Regions from separate parts of the Homo sapiens genome. Here regions 2, 3, 4 and 5 are each linked to region 1. The links are chromatin contacts, found by Hi-C or POLR2A ChIA-PET in ENCODE. All regions are on one chromosome and are shown on one strand. Each heading gives the region's core, a stretch centred on a gene start or an enhancer-like site at or near the end of the contact. The rest is flanking DNA. Distances are from core to core; before and after follow the strand shown.

Region 1 (3,306 bases), core at 203-2,702:
GGTCTTATTACAGCGTTCAATCATTGCATTGCCCAATCATTCATTCATGCAACAAATAATTACAGGAGTACCCAGAAAAATGGCAATGATTATGCACGTCCCTGTTCAGAAGGAGCTTAAACTCTAGGAGGAACGTTCCCATTCAATTTTTCGGCCTTCTCTATCACATCAATCCATTATAAGACTTTCCATATATTCATACATATTACATATTATATATCATCTCTTTATGAAGCATTGTTGACCTATACCACATATTGCTGTTATTCCCCTCTCATTTTGAGTGGCCTATTAAAAGTGCACTGAATGGAAATTGGATACTTCTCTTTCCCGTATCACCTGTCTCTGTAAAATAAAAGAGATGATTATAGAAGATTTTTATTTTCTTCCTGAAACTTTCCTGTATTTTTCCCACATTAATCATGTAAGCCTTTTTAGTTAGCTTACATCCAATGATAAATAAAATCATTCTCTCACATTTCATGAATTATACCACAATCAACAGCCTTGACTCATTTTAGATGCAACGAATGTTCTTGAATCAACCCCCTTTCATTAGTCTGGTTTTCTTTCTGCTTTGTCCCTCTGGACAATAAAAAGGAACCTTCTTAATGGAATGGCTGGCCCCAAACTGCTCTCTGGAAAGTGCACTTGCATCTTTTCTACTTCATTTCACCTGGTATGCTTTACACCAAAGGCTGTGGGGTTTTGTGCTCAAAGCTACCGGGTGAGAGACACGAATGCCTGCAGGGTTCTAAATAGGCAGAAAACAAGCTCCAGGCCTTGCTGGTGTTTCTGGCTTGCTTGGAAACAAAGCTAAAAGTCGGAGATTCTGGCTACAAATATGCTCCCCAAGCGCCAGAGGCTGATTAAGGGCAGCTGCAGAAGTCATCAGCGGGTAATAACTCTTGTTCCCCTGTCTTCCTCTCTGGCGCGGAGTCCAGGAAGACAACAGCAGCACCTCCCCTCCCCACCCTCAAGGGAATCTGCTGGCCATTCGGTGCGGCAAAGCATTCTGGGTGATGTGGACATGACGCTGCTCCTCTACGCAGTGAGGCTCCCTCGGTCTGACCAAGGGTCCAGGTTGCAGTGAACCTGTCCAAAGTGTGGGCTGGCCTCGATGTTTAAAATTAGCCTGAGACCAGCTCCTGGCAAGGCCGGTTTTTGCACCACCGCTCCCCCCATCCACAACCCAGAAATCTAAGGACACGCAGCATGCATTTTCCTTGTCCTCCGTTTGTGCAGACAAAGTCTATGATCGATAGGCGCGCAATCCAGGCAGACGTAAACAGAAATTGATCAGACCTGTTTCGCGACTGCAGCGGACACGTGACGAGGCTGCCAGCCTTCCTTCCTCTCCGGCGCCCGCGCGGGGACGCCCGGCTGCGGCGCGCTGCGGCAGGGGAGCTGGAGGCGGAGGCGCGCAGCTCCGCTGAGCTCCCTGGCTGAGCTGAGGCCGGCGGGGGCCCGCCTGCAGGCGGCGTCACGAGGGGCGGGGCGGAGGCTCGCTAGGAAGTTGCACCCGGTCAAGTTGCAGCCTTGTAAGTAACGCCGCGGACCGGGAAAGTGGGAGGGGCCGCTCCCGGAACGCAGCCTTCTTGTAAGAACCTCCAAGGAAGCAAGAAGAAAAAAGAGGCGCTACCCTGCGCTCCCGGGAGGCCTCTGAAAGCTTCCACTAGAGAAAAACTCCCCACTCTTACAATTTCTTTAACCGCAAGAAGCGGAGGACCTGGACAAGGACTCGAGGAGCAAGGTGGCGAACCAAGGGTAGGGCGCACCGGGCCCGAGAGGTCCCCCGCAGGTTGCAGATACGGTGGACTCTCTGCGGCTTCTGAGCACGGAGGGAGCTGTCGCGGGGTCGGGAGGTCGTCTCTCATCCCTGCCTCATCTTCCGACGGCCGGCGGGGCCATGTCCAGAGGCCCGAGCTCCGCGGTCCTGCCTAGCGCCCTGGGATCCCGGAAGCTCGGCCCCCGGAGCCTCAGCTGCCTGTCGGACCTGGACGGCGGCGTGGCCCTGGAGCCGCGGGCCTGTAGGCCCCCTGGGAGCCCGGGCCGCGCGCCGCCGCCAACGCCAGCGCCGTCGGGCTGCGACCCCCGCCTGCGGCCCATCATCCTGCGGCGGGCGCGCTCACTGCCCAGCTCCCCCGAGCGCCGCCAGAAGGCCGCGGGCGCGCCGGGCGCTGCGTGTCGGCCGGGCTGCAGCCAGAAGCTCCGCGTGCGCTTCGCCGACGCCCTGGGCTTGGAGCTGGCACAGGTCAAGGTGTTCAACGCGGGAGACGACCCGTCCGTGCCGCTGCACGTGCTGTCGCGGCTCGCAATCAACTCGGACCTGTGCTGCAGCAGCCAGGACCTGGAGTTCACCCTGCATTGCCTGGTGCCCGATTTCCCGCCGCCCGTCGAGGCCGCCGACTTTGGCGAGCGCCTGCAGCGGCAGCTCGTGTGCCTGGAGCGTGTCACTTGCTCGGACCTTGGCATCAGCGGTACGGTGCGCGTGTGCAACGTGGCCTTCGAGAAGCAGGTGGCTGTGCGCTACACTTTCTCGGGCTGGCGCAGTACCCACGAGGCGGTGGCGCGGTGGCGCGGGCCCGCAGGCCCCGAGGGCACGGAGGACGTTTTCACCTTCGGCTTTCCAGTACCGCCCTTCCTGCTGGAGCTCGGCTCCCGCGTGCACTTCGCGGTGCGCTACCAAGTGGCGGGTGCCGAGTACTGGGACAACAACGACCACCGAGACTACAGCCTCACATGTCGCAACCACGCGCTGCACATGCCTCGCGGGGAGTGCGAAGAGAGCTGGATCCACTTCATCTGAGCCGCGCGGGGACCGGCCACCTGGAGCCTCCACACCTAAGCTGCGCCTCCTGTCATTTCCCTGCTGGGCTCTCACATCTATCTGGTTGTTCTTCACCACCCTCCAAGTCCTCTGACCTAATTTTCTGCTGCAAGGTCCCCTGGCAGTGGCCCATCCTGTCTTCTACTTGAAACGTCTGAGTCACTTGGTCTAAAAAGTAGCCTCAGGTGGCCAGAAGGCCGAGTTGTGTAATGAGTTGGGGCAGGGTGGTGGGGTAGGTGCATGGGAGGGTGGGCCCTCTGGGGAGGCCCAAGCAGCTTGTTTTGCAAAGGCCCAAGTCCTCCTGCTAGGAAAAGCTTTTGCATGTGTCCTGAATGTGTCTCTGTAAACATAGCTGTTATTTATTATTGTGATGTTGGGACCTTTAGCCCATAGCGGATGCCTCCTCAGGAATATTCTCGATTTAATAAGCTAAAAAAAAAAAGTTCTGTGTTTGTGCCCACAGTAAACAGAATGTA
Region 2 (3,306 bases), core at 396-2,895, 2.6 Mb after region 1:
AATGCAGAGGTACTTGAAACACCAGTTGGCTGTATGAACGAACAAAGGCATGACAAGGCTTCTGCAATCAGTCCAGGTGCTGGTTACACGGCTTTGGACGGGTCACTTAACCTTGATTTTCTCATCTGTAAAACAGAGACACTAATATCTACTTCACAGAGTTATGAGAACTAAATGAAGCCACACACACACACTGCCTAAAGCACTACAGGTTCTTAATAAATATTACTTTCACTCTATTCCTCTACCTCAACCTTCAAGTTGGGAGAGAACATTTCTGCCATTAGGGATGAACTTAGGAAAAAGAACATGGTAGGTGAGAATCGTTCGTGTTAGTCAGTGTGGACCACACCTTATGCTGAGCACTGGGAAGCTTCCAAAGTTCAGAAGGCACAGTCATCTGTGGGACCCACCTAATCTCTTCCCGCTCTCTCCCGCCTTGCTGCACCCCAGCCCTCCTAGCTCTGCTGGCTTCCTTTCTCCGCTGAACACAACAAGCTCATCCCTGCCTTGGAGCAAACCTAGTGCTGTTCCTTCAGCTTGGGATGATTTGCTTCTCCCTCCCCACAGCTACCTCCGTTTGAATCTTCATATCCCAGTTCAAAAGTTGCCTCCTCCGAACTTCTTGGGGTGATGAAAATGTCCCAAATTTGAACTTGCCATGTTTACGCAACTGCATAAAATTTCCAAACTCACAATATACACTTTCAATGGTTGAAATTAATGTTATTTTATACTTCAATAAAGCTGTCACACGTATTCTTTTTTAAAGTCACCTCCTCAGACGCTTCTTTGCCAACTTTAACATATCTAATCTTCCATCACATCCCCTGGAATTTCTTGTTTACACTCAAAATCTCTTCCCCCCCAGAATGCTGGCTCCAAGAGGGCAGCCACTTGCCTGGATTCTTCCCTTAATGCATACTGGGTCCCACAGTACAATGCCTGGCCCAGGGCGGCTGGTGTTTAATACTACTTGCCTGGAGAAGTACTGCCTGTACGGTGGCACCTATATACGTATACAATAAATACTTGGCGGGCTAAGACAGAAACAGACTTAGTTTCAGAGACTGGTAACTGCTACGAAAGAAATGGAGCAGGTTGACGTGGAAGAGGCTAAAAGGGGACGCCCTTCTGCAAAGCGGCCAGGGAAAGCTTCTCCCAGGAGCTGACATGTATCTGACGAGACGCCAGACGTGTAAGGGGGAGGGACAGAGGCGACACACACTGCATTAACGCAATGTGACCCTTCCCAGAGGCTCAGTTCCCCCACAAGAGAAACGATGGATTAGGCCCTAGGTGACCCCTAAGGCCATTTCCAGCTCTGACCTCGCTTCCAGGGCCCAGTAACGAAGCTTAGTCAACAGTCCCGCTCGCGCCCCAGCATCCCGCAGAAGCGCGCTCCCGGGAGGCAACTCGGCCTCTGCGGGAGCCATGGCGGCGGTTAACGACGGGACGCGCGCGGCACGGGGCCTACCTGGGGGTCTCGCCCCGGCGGAAAGCGGCGGCCGGGAGCAGAAGGGTCTGAGGAGTTTGCGAACCTGCTCTGGCGCGAAGGACGAGGGCCAGGAGCGCGGACAGAAATCCCAGGAGCCCGAAGCCTCCTTAAGCCTGCGGTAGAAACTGCCCTGACTACCGCGGAAACAACGCGCGTGCGCCCTGGAGCCACTTCCTGCGTCGCCCGGAAATCGTCGAAGAAAAAGGCTCCTTTTCCCGCAAGGCGACAGCACATGCGCAAAAACGCTTTACACCAGCAGTTTGCGAATTGGTCCAAAGTTGATGTAGCCGCTGCAAGTTACTAAGCGACTGCTTTTATAAATCCGCAACTGGCCAGGCGCGGTGGCTCACGCCTGTAATCCCAGCACTTTGGGAGGCCGAGGCGGGCTGATCACCTGGGGTCAGGAGTTCAAGACAAGTCTGGCCAACATCGTGAACCGCCCCGCCCCCCGCCCCCCCCGCCCCCCCGCGCCGCCCCCCCCCGCCCCCCGCCCCCGTCCCCCCGCCCCCCCCGCCCCCCCCGCCCCCCGTCCCCCCGCCCCCCCGCCCCCCCGTCCCCCCGTCAGTACTAAAAATACAAAAATTAGCCGGGCATGGTGGCGGGTGCCTGTAATCCCAGCTGCTTGGGAGGCTAAGGCAGGAGAATCGCTTGAACCCAGGAGGTGGAGGTTGCAGTGAGCCGAGACCATGCCATTGCACTCCAGTCTGGACAACAAGAGCGAAACTCCATCTCAAATCAGTCAATCAATCCGCAACTAGGGCTAGTGCAAGGTAGCTAGCTGTTTTCTCTTGTGAATTAATTATTGCATTTATCATGTATAAACATCTAAAAGATTCTGATTGCTTCCAATTCACGTCCAAGGCCAACCTCCGAGAAGCTGCTCTAACGCTGCCTCCGAACAAGGCGAGGTCGGCCGCGGGTTTCCCGCCCTGGCCTCTCCCTGTTTGCCCACTGGGGTACCCTGAGCCCACCTCGGGGCTCTTTGGGCCTCAGTTTCCTGCTGCATGGTGGGGAAAATGATGCCAGGGCTGTTCCTAATTAGGGTCAAGTGAAATCATACGTGAACTACTCTTACTAATAGAACTGTCTGTAGAAATGTTAAGGGATTCTTATTACTCACACACGCCCACTCCAAATATTTCAGTTGGTTGTTTCCTCCCAACCCCTACTTTTAGGAGCATCTGAAGAAGGAAGTGAAGGAAAAGACAGATCACAAGGAAGGGATTTCGTGAGGTTATGTAGCTACCCTGGATTCTCTCCTTCACTACTCAGTGTGGTCTGCGTGCCTTGACCTTCTTAAGGAGGTTTAGGATCTGGGGTATCTTTTTATAAAATGCAGATTCAGTAGGTCTACGATGGGCCTAAAAATCCACATTTCTACCAAATTCCCAGCAGAGGTTGCTGGGCCGTGAACCAGAGTTAAGTACCAAGGCTGTAGATCATTTGGAATCCTGGGCAGCTTTTTAAAAACTGTGATGTTTACACTGCACCCTTAGAGATTCTGATTTAGTACGCCTGGGCTAGAAAAGAGGAAATTAATATTTTTTAAAAGCTCCCCAGGTGATTCTAAGATGCAGCCAAGACTGAGAACCTCTAGTCTAGACGATGATGGTAATAATAGCTCTTTTGAGCATCACCCTATGCTAAGCGCTTTAGATGCTCCATCTCCTGTAGTTTCCAGACCAGCCCTAAAAGATAGGTATTGTGATTATCTCCATTTTATAGATATGGAAAATGAAGCTGACAGAGGTGATGTTGTGTCCGGAATTGGTGGGTTCTTGGTCTCACTGACTTCAAGAATGAAGCTG
Region 3 (3,306 bases), core at 391-2,890, 2.2 Mb before region 1:
CCTGGCCCTCTACCAGAGACTGGAGGCAGGAGCAGGAGGCCGGGACATGGACCTCCCTGCCCACTCAGACTGAGGCTCACACCTCCAGTCCAAGAAGCCCTCCCCAGTGACTCTTCTCCCTGTCCCGATCACTGCTGCCTTCCCTGATCCTTTGGAGTCCAGGAGTAGAAACTCCACTGCCACCAGTTCCAGGCTAAAGGACCAACTGTCATTAACCTGCACTCTGCCTTTGCAAACGGTCCCTTTATAAACCCTCCTCAAATCCTCCTGTGAGCATGAAACCTGATTTTTTTTTTTTGGGTATGTTTTTGAGACAGAGTCTCGCTCTGTTGCCTAGGCTGGAGCAGAGTGGTGCGGTCTCGGCTCACTGCAACCTCCACCTCCCAGGTTCAAGCGATTCTCCTGCCTCAGCCTCCCCAGTAGCTGGGATTACAGGCGCCTGCCACCACGCCCGGCTACTTTTTTGTATTTTTAGTAGAGATGGGGTTTCACCATGTTGGCCAGGCTGGTCTTTAACTCCTGACCTCGTGATCTGCCCGCCTTGGCCTCCCAAAGTTCTGGGATTACAGGCGTGAGCCACCGCGCCCAGCGGAAACCTGATTCTTGACTTTACATTTTTTATGCCCATCTAAAGCAGTGGAGGCTGAGACTCACAGAGGTTCAGTCACTTGCCCAAAGTCACATAGTATCCTCTGGCCTCCCTGGCATGCTGCTGACACCTGCATTTTACGGCAGGAATCTTCTCACTGAGGTTCGCCTACACAGACTTCCCAAGGGACTAAGGCCAGGATAATTTCAAAGGAATCCATTTTCTGCCCAAGTTTCGCTACGTTCTCTCTGCTAAAACAGAACTGCCTGAGGACGAACCTGCGTTTAAAACAATTTGAATTCTCCTTTCCCGTCCCCCTTTTATAATGGGTCCTCCCCTTTACAAAAGAAAGGTATTTCTCTAGTGACACTGCCCAACAACCCCTCTAATTCCCACCTACAGGTCTGTGTGAACGCCGTTCCTCGGTATCCACAGCTACGAGAACGTAAATGGGAATAGAACGGGTAACCCGCTCTCACTGGGCAGAAGCCAGCCACGGACAGTGAATTATCTGGAAATGCGTCTCCCTGAGGCGCGTTTACAATACAAAACTTTATTGTTGTTTTATCATCCAAATGTGTATATATTTATGTTGTTTTGTGCAACTGTATACTGCCAATAATCACTTTAAAATGTTTAATACTTAGAGCGCTGGATCAAGGCAAATTCCTAACAACTTGACTCGGAACTCACACACGGCACCCATCCCGTGACAGAGCACCACCGGGGTGGCTGACAAGACTTCTGACCCCAAAACGCGGTTCTGCGGAGAGAGTGGGGCAGGACCGGGGAGCAAGGCGCCGCTCCCCACCGCCCGAGCGCTCGCTACTCCAGGGCCGCAGCGCTCGGTCCCGCCGGGGTTCGCAGCCCGGCAGCCCTCCAGGCCTCTCAGCTCCTAGGCCGGGGCCTCTCCCGCTCCCAGCGCCCCGGTACCCCGCGGCCCAAGCCGAGGCCCCTCCTTGCGCCCGGGCCGCGACCACCCCCCAGGCCCACGCTCCCCGCTCCCCGCTCCCGCACTCACCGGCTCGGGAAAGCACGTCACTTCCGGAGCGTCGCAAGCGGCCGACCACTTCCGGGGCCTTTTGGCTCCGGAAGCCCAAGGCTTGCCCAGTGCGCAGGTGCAGAAAACACGCCGACGGACCGAGAGGCGACCTTGTCCCTGGTAGCGGAAGCAGGAGCAACGGCAGGAGGGATGCGGAGCGCTCAGCTGCAGCCGCGCTTCTCGCCGGCGCCCTCGCTGCCCGAGCACAAGGACAGCCGCCCCGCCCGTTCCACCCGGTGCCCAAGGTCCCCCAGCTTCTCTGACCCCTCCGGCGTTTGCGGAACCTCCCGGGTCTGACGAGGACACCGCCGTTGCCCGAGGAGGCTACGGGGCAACGCAGAGCAGGCAGTGGGGACCGCAGGGCAGCCCCGGGGCGCCGTCCCCACCGCCCTTACCCTGGCTTCGCCTTGCCGCCGCGGGGAATCCGGTGCGGACGCACGCGAACTCTGCCCGGGAGCCGAGGTGACGATCTACCTGGTCTCGGTAATAAGTATTTGCAAAACACATCACACCAAAATCCCGTTAACTTCATGAAAACTCACTTTATAGGATGATTTTTGAAGAACCAGTTTATTAAGAGATTACACCAAAAGCATAAACAATTTATACGTCAAACTCCGACTGAAAAAAAAATAACCGATAAGGATGTTTTTTAAATGTACTGTACTCACAAATAACAAGACAAATTTGACCTGTTCAATAAATAGAAATGAAGTGGCTAAAAATGTTTAAATGGAAATGGAAAACAGTCGTCTTCTTTGTACAGTTTTGAAGGGGTGCCCCCTATTCACGCCTACACGTAGAAAAACCCTGACAAAATCAGAGGTTCACTTAACACTCCAACCATATGAGCGTATTAAGGTTTCTTTTCAGATCTTAGGAGATCTTGTCCACCTTAATCCCATTCACAGATCTTAGGAGATCTTGTCCACCTTAATCCCATCATAAAGACTGTTGGCATGAGTTCTGATGTACTGTTTTAATATGCTGAGTACTGTTGATTCAACAACAAACCTTAATGGGTGATGAGCTTTTGCATACCAATATGAATTTGTCAGCACTTCTGAAAACTGGCCATCATTTTTCAAATTCACAATTTGCTGGATGTCAGGGAACAATAGGAAGAAGAATGAGCGTCAATTTTCATGTCTTCCTTTGCTTCTTCACTGGCCTTCCATAGAAGTAGTCAGAAAAAAACAAAGCACCATCAACCACACTTCACAAACAATTCATGTTGGCCTAAGCTTTGCTCAACATTCATATGACAGAAGATAGAATAATGAAAAGGAACTGCTGGCATCACTTTCCCCATAATATTACATAAAAATGGACAGCACATTAAATAAACATTCTGTTATTAATCATTAAATATATTAACACCAAAAATCATGTATAAATTAGGAAATAAATGTACAAACTATTTTGCAAAGTGCTTTTTAAAATATATACACAACATTCAAGATATTCTTAATGTAAGACATTTCAGATTGAAGTTTTGGGGTAAGTGTCCTTTTCTTTCAGAAAGTATTATTAATACAGCACTTAAAAAAACACACAAACACACAAAAAAGGCATATTCCCAGATTGGCAAGGAATAAAAATAAACTATCTTCACAGTTATCTAAAATGTTTAACATTTTCAGTGGGAAATTTTAGTCCCCGATTGAGTTTGCAA
Region 4 (3,306 bases), core at 444-2,943, 2.2 Mb after region 1:
ATGACCTCCTTCACCCTAGGAAGTGAATGGGACCCAGGTCATCTCCAGGCCCAGCCAGTATTTGCAGTGGCACCCCAAGGGATGCTGGGGGACCCCTTAGCTTTTCTCTTAAGTTGCAGCGGCCAAACTGCAGCAATATCTTCCCTGATAAAAGACACGCTGGTGGTATTGCCCCTTCCTCAAGGCAGGGGCTGAGGGCGCCCAGTTCACAGCAGGGTGCCATCTGGGGTAGACGCTGGGTATTGCCCCACTCCTGGGCCGGGGCCTGGGTCCTGACCTAGTGCTGGCTGTGGCTCCAAGAGTGAGCTTCTCCTCCCAAACAGAAGACGGTCAGTGCCTCTGAACCTCCCTCTGGGCTGGGCACGCTTGGACTCCTCCAAAGAGCTTGGACCAGCCTGAGCCACATCCCTGGGCTTGACTTCTCCAGAACAAGCCTCCTGGTCTTTCTGGGAGAGCTCTGGCAGCATCACTGTGCCTGTGCAGGGAGAGCGGGAACCCACTTCCTGCACCGGCTTTCTCTGAGTTCTTCAGGATGAATTCGCTCTGGTCTAGGTAAGTTCTACCCCGAGGCCACCTTCACTTCCCAAATTCCAGCTTTTCCTTCTCTATCCAAACTGTTACAAACACAGTAACAATAATTTTTAAAAGCTTTTTTTTTCTCTGAACACACTAAGTCCCTGCTAATTACTGAAACTCCAGGCATTACAGGAATATGTGGACACTTAAAGAATCAGGACTACGTGGGAGAGGGGGAGGCAGCTCCCCAGGGTCCTGGGTTGGCACACAGGCTCCACCACTGTGTGACTTTCAACAAGCGACTTCCTTGACCAGCTGCCCGCTCTGTAAAATGGGGAGAGTAATATTCGGCCACACTGAGTCGGTGTCAGGTTGAGTTAATATTTGGAGAGTTTCTGGCACAGGTAGGTGCTCCTTAAGTGCCTGTTAAATAAGTGAAGCTTTGAGAAAGTGTCTAAAAGGCGACACACTAAATTTTTAAGAGGCTGGAGGTGGGCCAGGGAGGGGAGGTCTCTTATGTAATATTTTAATATCTTTTTAAACCTGAAGAATGTGTTCTTGTAGCACTCCTGTAATTAAAACTTAATGAACTAAAAGTACACCCCTCCTGCTCATACCCCTTTTGAACTCCGCAGCCGCGCCCCCCAGCCGGAGGCCCCTTGGGCAGCAGACAATGGGTGTGGATTCGCCCCAGGTCCCGCCGGCTGGGGCGGCGACAATACACCAGTCCCCGACAGCTATTTACATGACAAGGGCTTCCGGGCGTGTCTACGCGAGTTCCCGTCTTTCCTGGTCGTCCTCCTTGGGTTCGGGTGAAAGCGCTTGGGGGTTCAGTGGGCCATGATCCCCGAGCTGCTGGAGAACTGAAGGCGGACAGTCTCCTGCGAAACCAGGCAATGGGTGATCCATCTTGGGGGCTTCCTCCCCCTTTCTCCAATTTCTCTTCCCTGAGCCCCCAGGGACCTTGTGCTCCTCAGAAGATAGGCTAGCCCCAAGAGCCTGGGTCAAGGACCCCAGGGACGGGGGCGAGGGGAGGGCGCACCAGCAACCCGCCCGGGTGCGGCTGGCACCGAGTTCGGCTCCCCGGCCCCGGGCGTGCGCCGGGCAGGCGTTCCAAGCTGACCGCCGTTGGGGAGAGGGCACAGCGCCCCTCCTCCGTTGCGCGGGTGCCGGGTCTACGTGGGCCGCCTAGCTCTGGCCCTTTAAGAGCCCGCCCCGTTTCCCGTCACCCCGCCCCCCGGCTCGGGGAGGGGGTGCGGGGGAACCTCGGCGGGGATTGGCGCAGCGCGCGCCCCCTCCCCGGCCCCCGCGCGGTGGGAACCGGCAGCCCCGTCTAGCGCTGACGTCAGACCGTCTGCCTGCCTCCGACCGCGGTCTCGGAGCGAAACCCGATCTCCTTGGACTTGAATGAGGAGGAGGAGGCGGCGGCGGCGGCGGCGGCGGAGGCGCTCGGCTGGGGAAAGCTAGCGGCAGAGGCTCAGCCCCGGCGGCAGCGCGCGCCCCGCTGCCAGCCCATTTTCCGGACGCCACCCGCGGGCACTGCCGACGCCCCCGGGGCTGCCGAGGGGAGGCCGGGGGGGCGCAGCGGAGCGCGGTCCCGCGCACTGAGCCCCGCGGCGCCCCGGGAACTTGGCGGCGACCCGAGCCCGGCGAGCCGGGGCGCGCCTCCCCCGCCGCGCGCCTCCTGCATGCGGGGCCCCAGCTCCGGGCGCCGGCCGGAGCCCCCCCCGGCCGCCCCCGAGCCCCCCGCGCCCCGCGCCGCGCCGCCGCGCCGTCCATGCACCGCTTGATGGGGGTCAACAGCACCGCCGCCGCCGCCGCCGGGCAGCCCAATGTCTCCTGCACGTGCAACTGCAAACGCTCTTTGTTCCAGAGCATGGAGATCAGTGAGTGACCCCACGCCCCCCTCCCCGGAGACTCCATCGGGCTCGGACCCTATGTCGGGGCACAGCTGCGAGCGGGGGTCCGGGCCCTGCGCGCCCCCTCGGACCGAACGCCCTGCGCCCGGGCAGCGCCCGCCGCGCCCCGGGCGCGCCCTCCCGGCTCGCGGCAGCTGGCGGCCGGCCCGGCTTTGTCCCGCGGCGCTGCGAGCCTGGCACGGCCCCCGCTGTCCGCGCCCCGCCCGCCCGGACTCGGACCCGGGGCTCAGCGGCGGCGCACGGCGCGGGAGGGTTGGGGCGGGCGGATCCGTGAAGTTTCCATTTTATTTCCCTGAGGGCAGTCGCGATGGAGCATTTAGGCCGGCTCTTTATCAACTTTGGGCGGGGGTGGAGGGGCGTGTGAGACACTGTCTGGTCTGCGAGGTGTCTGGGGCTCCGGGCGTGTGTCTGGAGTGTTCGCGGCGCTGTGTCTCGGGCTCTGAGTGGATGTCCGTGCGTCTGTGGAGTGTGCGTGGCTGCGTGGCTCTGTCTGGGTCTTCGGCGTCTCTCGGGGTGTCTGGGGGTCTGAGTCGCGGTCTTGCCCAAGAGTGCGTGTCACCGAGTCTTCCTGCCTCTCTCTGTGTGTCTTTCCCGTGTCCGGGCCGGGGTGCCTTTCTTGAGCGTGTCCATCTTTCTGGGGGTCTGGTCTGGTTGGGCCGGATCTGGGGACCGTGTGTGTCCAGGTGTCTGAATCCAGGGCTCAGCTCTGGCCCGTCTGGCCCAGCGTGGATCTTGAATGTGTGTGTGTCATTGTGCCAGTGTCTGTGTCCCCGACGCACCTATAAATAGCCTCTGTCTGGACAGCTTGGTTCAGTCTGGCTGAGACCATGGTTACAAAGGAGTCAAAGTTTGGGGCTGTTTGTGTTTGGGA
Region 5 (3,306 bases), core at 488-2,987, 2.1 Mb before region 1:
GTGCGCCCCACCTTGCAAGTTGTGCGTGGGGCCAGTTAGCCTGCCTGTGCTTTGACCTGCTTTAAAAATGTTCTAATTAGTTGTCAACACTCAAAAATTAAAAATCCCGAGATTTAATCATCACTTTATATTTCTGTTCTTTCTGGAAAACTCAGACTGTCCCCCTACTGAGCTCAAGGTGCTCCGTAGGTGTACCCACAGGGGCCCTCCCCGCCATACTCAGCTTGCTTCATTCATTTCCTTTCCTGCCTTCTGGGAGCCAAAGTTCAGGTACAAAACTCCAGCTGTACGTTTGCAGTGATTTCCCCCAAACACTGTTCCCCTATAGGGGAGGCACCTCTCCTAGGCTCCGTCCTCAATGCTCATTGGCTGCTGCTGCTGTCGAGAAACAAGCCTGGGGTGAAGTCCCGTATTCCAGTTATCAGTAAGTCCATTCCTTTGCAAGGCTACAGTTCGAACAGGCACAAGGGTCCAGTTCGGGTCTGCTTTCGAGACTAGCAGTCTCCTTTGTTAAAGCAATTAAAAAAATCATTTTCTTTGTCAGCAACGTCATTCATCGTCCCGAGGTCTCTGCTTATTGCGGCGCTGTCTTCAGCTGCGAAGACTGACCCTGTGGCCTCTTGGCCCCAGTGAGGTCCGAGGCAAGGAAGCGTCTCTCTGAAACCTATTCTGGGCTCTTAGGAAGAAATGAGAGAAAGGAAAACCACTAGAAATGTCCAATAACACCATCTTTTGGTTGGAAAATAAAACACGCAGAAAGAGGGGACTGGAACTTTTACTGAAGTATTTCTAGAGAGAAGGTGCTTGGGAACACTTTAGGTAACTTACTCCCCTCCCCCAGCAGAAGGTAAAAAAAGCTACTTCCAGACGTGCCGGCTTCAGGCTCGGGAACTTCGTTTGGCGCCTGGCAAGCACCGTGCTCTTACCTACGGGCTTATACGACACTCCTGTCTCCAAGGCAGCTGGGTGCGGGGACAGTCAGCCCGGGGCGGCTGGGTTTATTGATTAAAAATGGAGGGAAGGGCCAGGGGTGGTCACGATTGGAGGGCGAGAAGAGCCGTGCGCGCAGGACCCCTCCCCACCGCCCGGGACCGGCTGAGCCAGAGGCGGACCCAGCTTCCCCGCGGCGGCTTGGAGGGGCCGGGCGCCGGTCCCCGTCCCCAGGGCGCGCTGCGACAGTCCCCTCCCCGTTCCCGCCCGCCTCCCAGGCCCATCCACTCCAGGGCCTGCGCGCCGCCCGGCGGCGCCCCGGCATCCCCGCGCGCTGTTCCCCGGGCCTCGGACGGGCCCTGCGCCGCCGCTGCCACCGCGCACGGCGCCCGCCCGGCGCTCCCGTCAGCGCCGCCGCAGCCATTTTGGAGCGAGCCGAGACAAAGAGCGAGGCCCCGTCGCCGCCCCGCGCCCGCCTCGGCCCGGCCCAGCGCACCGTTCCCGCATCCCGCGCCCCGCCCGGCGGCCCCCTCCCCGTCCGCCACCGCCCCGGCGCCCGCGCCCCTGAGCTCCAGCCCCCGCGCTTCCCGCCGCTGCTGCCGCACCCCGGCCGACCGCCCGCGCCCCGGCCTCTAGCGCTCGCAGCCATTGGCCGCGCCTTTTAAGCGCGCGCCGCAGCCAATCGCCGGGCGCCCGCGGTCTCCGCGCCTGCGCAGGGCCGCCACCCCCGCTCCCCCGCCCCCCGGCCGCGCGCCCCCGCCCCCCGCCGGCCGCGCGCCGCCCCCCGCCCGCCCAGCGCCCGCCCCAGTCGGAACCTCCTCCTCGCCCAGGCGCGCTCGGCCCGAGCGGCGGCGGCGGCGGCGGCCGAGGAAAAAAGATGGCGGCGGGCTCGGATCTGCTGGACGAGGTCTTCTTCAACAGCGAGGTGGACGAGAAAGTGGTGAGCGACCTGGTGGGCTCGCTGGAGTCGCAGCTGGCGGCCAGCGCGGCCCACCACCACCACCTCGCGCCGCGCACGCCCGAGGTGCGGGCCGCGGCCGCCGGCGCGCTCGGGAACCATGTTGTGAGCGGCAGCCCGGCCGGAGCCGCGGGCGCAGGGCCGGCCGCCCCCGCCGAGGGCGCGCCCGGAGCGGCGCCGGAGCCGCCCCCCGCAGGTAGAGCGCGGCCGGGGGGCGGGGGGCCGCAGCGCCCGGGCCCCCCCTCACCGCGCCGCCCCCTTGTCCCCGCAGGGCCCGCGCCGCCCGCCGCGAAGCTGAGGCCGCCGCCCGAGGGCAGCGCGGGGTCCTGCGCCCCGGTGCCCGCCGCCGCCGCCGTCGCCGCGGGGCCCGAGCCCGCCCCCGCCGGCCCCGCCAAGCCCGCCGGCCCCGCCGCGCTGGCCGCCCGCGCCGGCCCCGGCCCCGGGCCCGGCCCCGGCCCCGGCCCCGGCCCTGGCCCTGGCAAGCCCGCCGGCCCCGGCGCCGCGCAAACTTTGAATGGGAGCGCCGCGCTGCTGAACTCGCACCACGCCGCCGCACCTGCTGTCAGCCTGGTCAACAACGGGCCCGCCGCGCTGCTGCCGCTGCCCAAGCCCGCCGCCCCCGGCACTGTCATCCAGACGCCCCCCTTCGTGGGCGCCGCCGCGCCCCCCGCGCCCGCCGCGCCCTCGCCCCCCGCCGCCCCCGCGCCCGCCGCCCCCGCCGCCGCCCCGCCCCCGCCACCCCCCGCGCCCGCCACTCTGGCCCGGCCGCCCGGCCACCCCGCCGGACCCCCGACCGCCGCGCCCGCCGTGCCGCCCCCCGCCGCCGCCCAGAACGGGGGCAGCGCCGGGGCAGCCCCCGCCCCCGCCCCGGCCGCCGGGGGCCCCGCGGGGGTCAGCGGCCAACCCGGGCCCGGCGCGGCGGCTGCGGCGCCGGCGCCGGGGGTCAAGGCCGAGTCGCCCAAGAGGGTGGTGCAGGCGGCGCCCCCGGCGGCGCAGACCCTGGCGGCCAGCGGCCCGGCCAGCACGGCGGCCAGCATGGTCATCGGGCCAACTATGCAAGGGGCGCTGCCCAGCCCGGCCGCCGTCCCGCCGCCCGCCCCCGGGACCCCCACCGGGCTGCCCAAAGGCGCGGCCGGCGCAGTGACCCAGAGCCTGTCCCGGACGCCCACGGCCACCACCAGCGGGATTCGGGCCACCCTGACGCCCACCGTGCTGGCCCCCCGCTTGCCGCAGCCGCCTCAGAACCCGACCAACATCCAGAACTTCCAGCTGCCCCCAGGTGAGTGGCCGCACGGGGCGGGAGGGAAGGGCGGCTCCCAGCAGCGCCAGCTGCCAGTTCCAGGAAGTTCTCCGCTGGTGGAATGCTAAGGTCATCTGTCCCGTAGGCCCGTGGCTGGAGCAGGCCGAGGGGCAGTCTC

What was found. A loop is a pair of places that touch in the nucleus more often than their neighbours do. ChIA-PET counts read pairs that join two places held with the same protein, here RNA polymerase II (POLR2A). Pooled maps may share reads with other maps.
Region 2: a loop to region 1 is called in a pooled map, with 16 times the contacts of the local background. The contact joins the promoter of RAE1 here to the promoter of FAM217B in region 1. A Hi-C loop is called at or near these places in 13 of 50 pooled maps.
Region 3: a map of CD4-positive, alpha-beta T cell shows a loop between it and region 1 (11-fold over the local background). The contact joins the promoter of MTG2 here to the promoter of FAM217B in region 1. A Hi-C loop is called at or near these places in 1 of 168 maps with a recorded cell type or tissue (CD4-positive, alpha-beta T cell), 2 of 37 single-sample maps with no recorded cell type and 8 of 50 pooled maps.
Region 4: a map of CD4-positive, alpha-beta T cell shows a loop between it and region 1 (6-fold over the local background). The contact joins the promoter of NKILA here to the promoter of FAM217B in region 1. A Hi-C loop is called at or near these places in 2 of 168 maps with a recorded cell type or tissue (CD4-positive, alpha-beta T cell and CD4-positive, alpha-beta memory T cell) and 6 of 50 pooled maps.
Region 5: a loop to region 1 is called in a map of heart right ventricle, with 12 times the contacts of the local background. The contact joins the promoter of TAF4 here to the promoter of FAM217B in region 1. A Hi-C loop is called at or near these places in 1 of 168 maps with a recorded cell type or tissue (heart right ventricle), 5 of 37 single-sample maps with no recorded cell type and 10 of 50 pooled maps. POLR2A ChIA-PET finds 5 or more read pairs at or near these places in 1 of 52 experiments (CD4-positive, alpha-beta T cell).

What each region holds. Positions count from the first base shown.
Region 1 is chr20:59,938,535-59,941,840 of GRCh38, reverse strand. FAM217B (family with sequence similarity 217 member B) reads right to left here and starts at 1,452. Exons shown (of 4, transcript NM_022106.3): 1 at 1,306-1,452. It overlaps PPP1R3D (protein phosphatase 1 regulatory subunit 3D), which reads left to right and starts at 1,536. Exons shown (of 1, transcript NM_006242.4): 1 at 1,536-3,306. The coding sequence starts at 1,910. The coding sequence ends at 2,809. RefSeq lists silencers at 1,215-1,594, 1,945-2,074 and an enhancer at 1,353-1,647.
Region 2 is chr20:57,349,594-57,352,899 of GRCh38, reverse strand. RAE1 (ribonucleic acid export 1) reads right to left here and starts at 1,645. Exons shown (of 12, transcript NM_003610.4): 1 at 1,478-1,645. RefSeq lists enhancers at 1,176-1,255, 1,446-2,014.
Region 3 is chr20:62,181,362-62,184,667 of GRCh38, reverse strand. It overlaps MTG2 (mitochondrial ribosome associated GTPase 2), which reads right to left and starts at 1,640. Exons shown (of 7, transcript NM_015666.4): 1 at 1,611-1,640. SS18L1 (SS18L1 subunit of BAF chromatin remodeling complex) reads right to left here. Exons shown (of 11, transcript NM_198935.3): 11 at 2,154-3,306. RefSeq lists silencers at 1,422-1,591, 1,598-1,782, 1,822-2,011.
Region 4 is chr20:57,708,570-57,711,875 of GRCh38, reverse strand. It overlaps NKILA (NF-kappaB interacting lncRNA), which reads right to left and starts at 1,693. Exons shown (of 1, transcript NR_131157.1): 1 at 1-1,693. It overlaps PMEPA1 (prostate transmembrane protein, androgen induced 1), which reads left to right and starts at 1,861. Exons shown (of 4, transcript NM_020182.5): 1 at 1,861-2,402. The coding sequence starts at 2,294. RefSeq lists silencers at 1,460-1,579, 1,600-2,029 and an enhancer at 2,868-3,306.
Region 5 is chr20:62,064,312-62,067,617 of GRCh38, reverse strand. It overlaps TAF4 (TATA-box binding protein associated factor 4), which reads left to right and starts at 1,737. Exons shown (of 15, transcript NM_003185.4): 1 at 1,737-3,167. The coding sequence starts at 1,808. MIR3195 (microRNA 3195) reads right to left here and starts at 2,816; the gene lies at 2,733-2,816. It overlaps LOC105372705 (a long non-coding RNA gene), which reads right to left and starts at 1,164. Exons shown (of 2, transcript XR_936960.3): 1 at 927-1,164; 2 at 1-676. RefSeq lists enhancers at 448-961, 1,990-2,504, 2,505-3,018, 3,019-3,306 and silencers at 957-1,336, 1,597-1,706, 1,967-2,056.